Regions from separate parts of the Homo sapiens genome. Here region 2 is linked to region 1. Evidence: read pairs that join two places in POLR2A ChIA-PET (ENCODE). Cell type or tissue: PC-3. All regions are shown on one strand. Each heading gives the region's core, and the rest is flanking DNA. Links, peaks and the distances in the headings are about the cores only. Region 1 has its middle 240 kb from the start of KLF5. Region 2 has its middle 37 kb from the start of KLF5.

The links. Peaks named below come from ENCODE experiments on the same cell type or tissue, not always from the same donor. Only the 100,000 strongest peaks of a DNase experiment are listed, where the experiment ranks them.
Region 2: POLR2A ChIA-PET joins it to region 1 with 5 read pairs; 2 of 35 experiments call an interaction of 5 or more read pairs at or near these places.

Annotation. Positions count from the first base shown.
Region 1 is chr13:73,292,973-73,297,370 of GRCh38, reverse strand. No RefSeq gene overlaps it. Among named protein-coding and RNA genes, the nearest start is that of KLF5, 240 kb to the right of the region's middle. In PC-3, for the core only: no CTCF peak of the experiment used is centred there; no DNase peak of the experiment used is centred there.
Region 2 is chr13:73,093,780-73,098,177 of GRCh38, reverse strand. No RefSeq gene overlaps it. Among named protein-coding and RNA genes, the nearest start is that of KLF5, 37 kb to the right of the region's middle. In PC-3, for the core only: no CTCF peak of the experiment used is centred there; a DNase peak (open chromatin) is centred at 1,797; H3K27ac peaks cover 1,068 bases.

The DNA.
Region 1 (4,398 bases), core at 202-4,201:
ACAATGAACTAAATAATGAAAATGCCATGTTCAATGAAAAATTAAGTTCTGAATTTTCATTTCTCAGAAAACACTTAGTGAAGAATGTTTGTTGACATTAACACAGAATGCAAATTTCACAAAAGGTTTGTTGTCATTAACGTCTATCATGGGGGCCCAAAACAGAAGACACATAAGTAAAAAAAAATCAGCATCCATTGCAAGAGTTAAATACTGAGTTTTAAAAGACTATGCCCAAAAACAATTTTACCTCTGTAGCTACAGAAGATGCATTTGCATATCATTCTATGAGGCACGACTTTTCATTTTGATCAAATGTTCTTATAAATACATTTTGCCCATTTTCATTCCAAGTTTTCTTTTACATTTGTGAAAAGTGAAGTGATACTAATAATGTGTTGATTTCATTAGCAAAAGAGTTTTGCAAACATTAAAATGGTGCTCGTTTTATATCAGTACTATTAGATACTCCAAATTAAAAAGTCAAATAAGTTAGGGCTGAGCGTGGTGGCTCACGCCTATAATCCCAGCACTTTGGGAGACCAAGGCAGGTGGATTGCTTGAAGCTGGTATTTCTAGACTAGCCTGACCAACATGGCGAAACCACTTCCCTACTAAAAATATTTAAAAAAAAATTAGCTGGGCATGGTGGTGCATGCCTGTAACCCCAGCTACTCAGGAAGCTGAGGCACAAAATTCACTTGAACCAGGGAGGTGGAGGTTGCGGTAAGCTGAGATCATGCCAATGTACTCTAGCCTGGGTGACAGAAGGAAACTCTGTCTCAAAAAAAAAAAAAAAAGTTAATTCCATTAATGGTTTAGTTATTTAGTTCATTCTATGGAATATAGTGACATTGTTAGAGGGTCATTCTGTAAAGGATGAAATACTTGACATCATTGTGAGTATTATTGCAAATTCGGTTAAAGTTCAAATTAAAAATCAAATCATTTGTTTTCGTGATTATAATACAGAAACAAATTTTGGTGGAGCATAGTGTCATGATTAAAAAGTGTGTTCTATGGCTGGGCGTGGTGGCTCATGCCTGTAATCCCAACACTTTGGGAGGCTGAGGCGAGTGGATCACTTGAGGTCAGGAGTTCAAGACCAGCCTGGCCAACATAGTGAAACCCTGTCTCTACTAAAAATACAAAAATTAGCCGGGCATGGTGGTGCACGCCTGTAATCCCAGCTACTCAGGAGACTGAGGCAAGAGAATCACTTGAACCTGGGAAGCAGAGGCTCCAGTGAGCCGAGATCACGCCACCGCCCTCCAGCCTGGGTGACAGAGCCTGACAGAGCCAGACTCCGTCAAAAAAAAAAAAAAAAAAATAGAGAGAAAGAGACTACTGTCACTCTTTTGAGCAGCAAAATTGCATACAAAAGTGTGTAATAGTATACTGATCATAATGGAAACATTTTCATATTTACTGAAAGTAACTGGACTACTAAATAATTAAATATCAAAAGTATTTCAGCATAGAAGTAAATTATTTCTTTACTGCCTGACATAAACGAGTTTAGAAGTATCTTCTTGAAATATTACTTTGTAAATCAAAGTGTTCTACAATGGTATTGTGCTTATTGTAAATGAACCCTTTAAATTTTGGTTGTATTTTGTTTGAAATCAGCAGAAAGTCTTTAAACAAAACAGTCAATCAGTGAAGAACCAAAAAATCTTCAAATTTTTAGGCTTTTCACAAATTTCAAAATTGAAATAAAGCTTATGAATATGAAGGCATTGAAATTGATACCTACAAAAGCAAGGAGAAAATGAATATATTCAGTGATTACCCCATTTTTTATACAAGATCTGATTGTGAAATTTTGTAATTGTGTTCTAGACTGCCTTACCTTTCTGGAGCATATTTTCATAGAGCTTCTTTTTTATTGAATAAACTTATATTTTATACAAGGTAAAAAGAAATTGAAAAGGCCTATGCTTTTATGGCATAAAATTTGTACAACAATCAAGAGAATTATAAACTGAGATGGACATATTAGAGAATTTTGCCATAAAATTATTTGAAAAGAAAGCTAATTTGAATGGAGGGCAAAAGACAATAAACATAAACAAAATTAAGCTCAAATATTTGAGCTCAAATATTTAAAAATGAGACTTGGGATGTCCTCAATTAACAGAGTTTGCTTTGAGCTTACCAGGTATCACAGCACCAGTAAAGAGAGTATATTCTGGGCCAGGCATGGTGGCTTACACCTGTAATCCCAGCACTTTGGGAGGCCAATGTAGGAGGATCACTTGAGACCAGGAGTTTGAGACCAGCCTGGGCAACATAGCAAGACCCCTACAAAAGATCTCTACAAAAAAAAATTTTTTTTAATCATAAAATATATATGTATGGTAGGCACGCCTATAATCACAGCACTTTGGGAGGCCAAGGCAGGAGAATCACGTGAGCTCAGAAGTTCAAAAATAGTCTGGGAAACATAGTGAGACCTAGTCTCTACAAAATATTTAAGAAATTAGCCAGGCATGGTGGCACGTGCCTGTAGTCCTAGCTACTCAGGAGGCTGAGGTGGGACTATCGCTTGAGCCCCAGACGTGGAGGCTGCAGTGAGCCATGATAGCACCACTACACTCCAGCCTGGGTGACGGAGTGAGACCCTGCATAAAAAAAAAAATTTTAAATTAATAGAAAAAACAAAGAGAAGCTTTTGTTATATCATTGGTGAGCACTTACATTAAATCACATCTGCTCTGTACACTCCAAAAGAGTGGATTTGTCAGATAGAAAAACACAAAACTCTGGGAGGCTGGAGTGGTTGTTATTATCTGCTAAGTAGCCCAAAGCACCTCATATTTTTTATCTAACTTTCAACATTAAATTCCATAAGAGTTACAGGTGGAAATGGGAAATATTTTCATTACCATCACATAATTTTATAAGTAAGGAGCTTTATATTTTATAAGTCAGGAGTTTTCTGTTTTGTTTTGTTTTTGAGACAGTGTCTTGCTCTGTTGCCCAGGCAGACACTGTACTGTCGCCAGTACAGTGGTGCAATCATGGCTCACTGCAGCCTTGATCTCCTGGACTCAAGCAACCCCACCCCACCTCAGCCTCCCAAAGTGCTAGGATTACAGGCATGAGCCACCATGCCCAGCCAGCTCAGTAGTTTTCAAAGCTCAATGTACAGGTCATAAATCTGTTTAAAATGCAGATTGCTACATTCTACTCACAGATAGTCTGATTCAATAGATCAGCATGGAGCCTGGGAATCTGCTTTCTTAAGTCAATGGCAAGTGCTTTATGGCAGGTGGTCATTAAACCGACTTTGAGGAATCATGAGAGCGGCATCACAAAGGCAAAGGGGTACAGCATGGGGAGTCTGGAGATGCCAAAGTCAACCTCCACTGACCTCCCGGCGGTACCAAGGGCTGGTGGGGAGGCGTAATGACTGTGGGTAAAGTGATTTCATATCTTTGGGTGGAAAATCATCTGAGCATGCCAAATATCAATATTGTGTTTCATTTGAGATTCTCTGTTCGCTTTCTCCTGCCACACCTTTCAAACTGTGGTGACGGGAACAATAACAAGCCTGTGTTATTTGGCTTCATCAGAGCTATTTCTTATATATCTCCTTAAAATCGTGTGTTCATTGTTAGACACATTTAAATTTATAAACATGATGTGATTGGGAAAAAATGGTAGATATTTACTCTTTGACTTTTCTCCATGATTGTCCTTTTTCTTTCTTTCTTTTTTTGATCTCAAGAATATGCACATTTCTGCTAAGTAGCCTAAAGTGCCTCACATTTTTATCTAACTTTCAATATTAAATTCCATAAGAGTTACAGGTGGAAATGGGAAATATCTTCATTACCATCACATAATTTTATAAGTAAGCAACATGGATCAGAGTAAAAAGGGAAAAATTAATCACAGCAAAAAAATGTAAGCTGGTCTTTATTTATCAAAGAGAAGTGTTGAAGTAAGGTGGGAGGGGAACTACGGTCAGCCCTTCTATCCATGGTTTCCCCATCCATGGATTCAGACAACCATGGACTGAAAGTATTTGGTAGAAGGGGGATTATTCCACAAAGTTCCAGAAAGCAAAACTTGAATTTGCCATGCACTAAGTACTACACTGAATCCACATGAATGAAATGATATGTAGGCATTTGTATTAGGTATGTTAAGTAACCTGGAGATTATTTAAAGTATATAGGAGATAGGCTGAGCACAATGGTTCACACCTGTTATCCCAGTATTTTGAAAGGCTGAAGTCAGAACACCTCTTGAAGCCAGGGGTTCAAAACTAGCTTGGGCAACAAAGCGAAACCCTGTCTCTGCAATGTATATATACATACACACACACACACACACACACACACACACACACACACACACACATATATGCCAGGTATGGTGGCAGGAACC
Region 2 (4,398 bases), core at 136-4,135, 200 kb after region 1:
ATAGCCATTTCTTCATAACATCTGGTTCAAGTTCAGATATTACCAGAAAGTTGATTATTTTCTGTTTTTTGTTGTTGTTGCTGTTGTTTTTTTTGTTTGTTTGTTTTACTAGCAATGCTCTATTTAACATTTAAAAAGTTTAAAATAGGCCAGGCACAGTGGCTCACACCTGTAATCTCACCATTTGGGAGGCCAAGGCTGGAGGATCACTTGAGGTCAGGAGTTGGAGACCAGCCTGGCCAACATGATGAAACCCCATCTCTACTAAAAATACAAAAATTAGCCGGGCATGGTGGCACGCACTTGTAATCCCAGCTACTGGGGTGGCTGAGGCAGGAGAATCACTTGAACCTGGGAGGCGGAGGTTGTGGTGAGTCGAATCGAGCCACCATACTCCAGCCTGAGCAACAGGGAGAGACTCTGGCTGAAACAAACAAACAAAAAAGTTTAAAACGATTCTAAAAACAACTGGATATAGTCTTTCTGTTTAGCTCATGTATTTTATTTTGTATTTATTTTGTATTTATTTTGTTTTTTAGAGACAGGGTCTCACTCTGTTGCACAGGCTGGAGTGCAGTGGCCTGATCATAGATCATAATTCATTGCAGCCTCAAATTTCTGGGCCCACCTCAAACCTCCTGAGGTGGATTTGCCACCATGCCACGCTAATTTTTTTAGTTTTTGTAGAGACAGGGTCTCATTATGTTACTTAGGCTGATCTCAAACTCTTGGGCTCAAAGGATCCTTCTGGCTCAGCACCCCAAACTGCTGGGATTACAGGCATGAGCCACCTGTGCCTGGCTAGCTTGCATATTTTAATGTTGCCGTTATATCCAATACTGTAAATAAATTCTAAGGGCTCCACAAACCCTTGGGGCTGGTGTGTTTGCACATATTCTTACCTTACTCCTGGAGTCTGCCTCTATTGTTAGACTTATCACTCTCTATTGTCATGGGTATTTGTCTATCCCACTAGATTGAGAGCTCCTTGAGGGCAAGACCTGTGGTTAGCATCAGATCAGGTTCTAAGGAGATAATTCGCAGGTGTTTGGGGAGTAAGTAAGTGAATTCCTTTGTGTTTGAGTGCACTGGAAGATTGTTCTCACCCACATTCCTCTTCCACTCCCTCTTTGCTCTCCATATACCATCTGATCTCCCTTCATTTTCCTGTGCGCAGCCCCCTGCTTCTCTCCCAGCGTAGGCCTACTCCTGACTTTCTGATCTCTCCGCTCGCAGTGCTGGAGACTTCAGGCTGGAAGCCTCAGGGAAGGCCTGCCCTGGGTGGCTCACCACAATTATGTGAGTTGCTAATCTTGATGTCATTGCTTGTCCTTTGGATATCTAAGGTGTCCCACTAAATAAGATCACTAAGTGACCTTTAAGATTCCTAACAATTCCAGGATTGTAAGATAAAAGAATTCAGGTCTATTCATTTTCATAGAAATTCCTGCTTCTGATACCAATGAAGTAGCAAGTCCTTGTCCTTTAGAGTCAGTCTACAAGTCAACCGTGGAAGGCAGGGAGGAAAATGTAGGCTCTAAAGAGAAGAGTAAAAATACATAGACAACATGGACGGATAGTCAGACTCACTCCCAATCTCTGCCAAAATTTGAACTCATCCTTCTCCCTTGTCCCTTTGCCGACCCTGGAAGGAATTTACACTAAATGTTTGGACTATCTGCCCAGGTATCAGAATTGCCTGGAACACTTGTTAAAATTCAAATTCCTGAGGCTCCTGCTGTACTCTTTGGAGGCTGGGGGCAGCACACCCCAAATTCTGAGTCACCGAGGCTGGAATGGTGCCAGGAATGCAGATGTTTAACTAGTTCCTCCAATGATGACACCTGGCCAGATTTAGAAACCAGGGACCTAGGGCAAGACTCACTAAAAAAATGCCAAGACCTTACCTCCTCCAAGGCTCCTGCAATCTGCCAGTAAGTAGATTTTGAGTAACTGAGGAGCTTTAACACTTGGCTATTAGATTAAAGTGGGTTTTGGTAGAGTGGTCAGAAACAAATAGGAGACGGCAAAGAGTTGAACTCAGCTGGGAAAAATCTAATGAGCTTTTTTGTTGTTGTTTTAAAGAATATACAATATGGCCAGGTGTGGTGGCTCACCCCTGTAATCCCAGCACTTTGGGAGGCTGAGGCAGATGGATCACCTAAGGTCAGGAGTTTGAGACCAGCCTGACCAGTATGGTGAAACCCTGTCTCTACTAAAAATACAAAAGTTAGCTGGGAGTTGTGGCAGGCTTCTGTAGTCCCAGCTACTAGGGAGGCTGAGACAGGAGAATTGTTGAACCCGGGAGGCAGAGGTTGCAGTGAGCTGAGATCACACCACTGCACTCCAGCCTGGGCGACTGAGTGAGACTCCATCTCAAAAAGAAAAACAACAACAACAACAAAAAATTAGCCAAGTGTGGTGGTGCATGCCTGTAATCCCAGCTACATGGGAGGCTAAGGCAGGAGAATCACTTGAACCTGGAGGCAGAGGTTCCAGTGAGCTGAGATCATGCCACTGTACTCCAACCTGGGTGATGAGTGAAACTCTGTCTCAAAAAATATATAAAAATTAAAAAATAAAAAATATATATACAATATGATTTGGTGACACAAAGAGGCCTCCACAGGCTGGAGAAAGGACCCCATCCAAGCGTAAGCATCAGAAAAGCAGGTTGTGTTTGTCTGAATGAAGAGGATGAGAGGGGTTTAAGAACATGGGAGCAATTACAGCACAGCCATGAAATCAAACATGAAAAAATTGGAAGGCATTTTTTCAACAAAAATCTAATAAGCACCCATCTGCCACGTTCTAAGGTGCTAAGCTTAGGTGCTCAGGGCTCAAGGCCCTCCACGCATGGTCCTTGCCTTAAAGAAACATAACCCAGTGAAAACCTCTGATATCAGCCAAAAGCAATTAAAGCACTTAAGGCCAACTTCATTTTACAGAAGAACATCAGGAATGGAGCATCTAGGAATTTCTCATTTAAGCTCCAGGATTCTGATTCCCCGACGGGGAGATGAAGTAGTTGCTTTGGCCGGGCACGGTGGCTCACGCCTGTAATCCCAGCACTTTGGGAGGCCAAGGCAGGCGGATCATGAGGTCAGGAGATGGAGACCACCCTGGCTAACACGGTGAAACCCTGTCTCTATTAAAAATACAAAAAATTAGCCGGGCGAGGTGGCGGGCCCCTGTAGTCCCAGCTACGCGGGAGGCTGAGGCAGGAGAATGGCGTGAACCCCGGGGGGCAGAGCCTCCAGTGAGCCAAGATTGTGCCACTGTACTCCAGCCTTGGTGACAGCGAGACTCTGTCTCAAAAAAAAAAAAAAAAAAAAAGAAAAGGTAAGCTAAATGAAAAGTTCAGACTGGGTAGAATGGCTCACACTTGTAATCTCAGCCCTTTGGAAGGCCCAGGTGGGAGGATCACTTGAGCCCAGGAGTTCAACACCAGCCTGGGCAACTTAGTGAAAACCTGTTTGTACAAAAAAAAAAAAAAATAGTTGATTTTAAATTTAAAAATGTTATCCACTGTCTTGTCCTTTAAATAAATAAATAAATAAATAAATAATATAAAAATTTTAGCTGGACATCATGGCCATGTTGATAGTCCTAGCTGCTCAGGAGGCTGAGCTGGGAGGATCCCTTGACCCCAGGAAGTCAAGGCTCTAGTGACCCGAGTACACCACTGCACTCCAGCCTGGGTGACAGAAGGAGACCCTGTTTCAAAAAGAAAAGAAAAGTTCACTTAGTTTCTCTTGGTCAAAGAGGTAAAGGGAAATGTTTTTTTCACGATGCGTCAATTCATGTCTTTTTTTCTTTTTTGAGATGGAGTCTCGCTCTGTTGCCCAGGCTGGATACAGTGGTGCAATCTCAGCTCACTGCAACCTCCACCTCCCGGGTTCAAACTATTCTCCTGCCTCAGCCTCCTAGGTAGCTGGGATTACAGGTGCCCACCACCACGCCCAGCTTTTTTTTTTTTTTTTTTTTTTTTTGTATTTTTAGCAGAGACGGGGTTTCACCATGTTGGTCAGGCAGGTCTTGAACTCCTGACCTCAGGATCCACCCACCTCAGCCTCCCAAAGTGCTGGGATTACAGACGTGAGCCACGTCGCCCGGCCCAATTCATGTCTTTATCACCTTTCCCCCTTTTATTTTTTTTCCTTTTGGTGGAGATGGTTTCCTCTTGTTGCTCCAGTCGATCTCAAGGGATCCGCCAGCTTGGGCCTCCCAAAATGCCAAGGGATCAGCCAACCAGCCTGGGCCTCTCACCACACCCAGCTCTCTCACGTTTTTCAATAGGCTCCTGGTTTCCCTGACTCTGGCCCTTCCTGTAAACCTAACATAGTAATCCAACATTAATTGTCCTTGTTCAAAAACGTTCCCTTGCTACCCAGTACA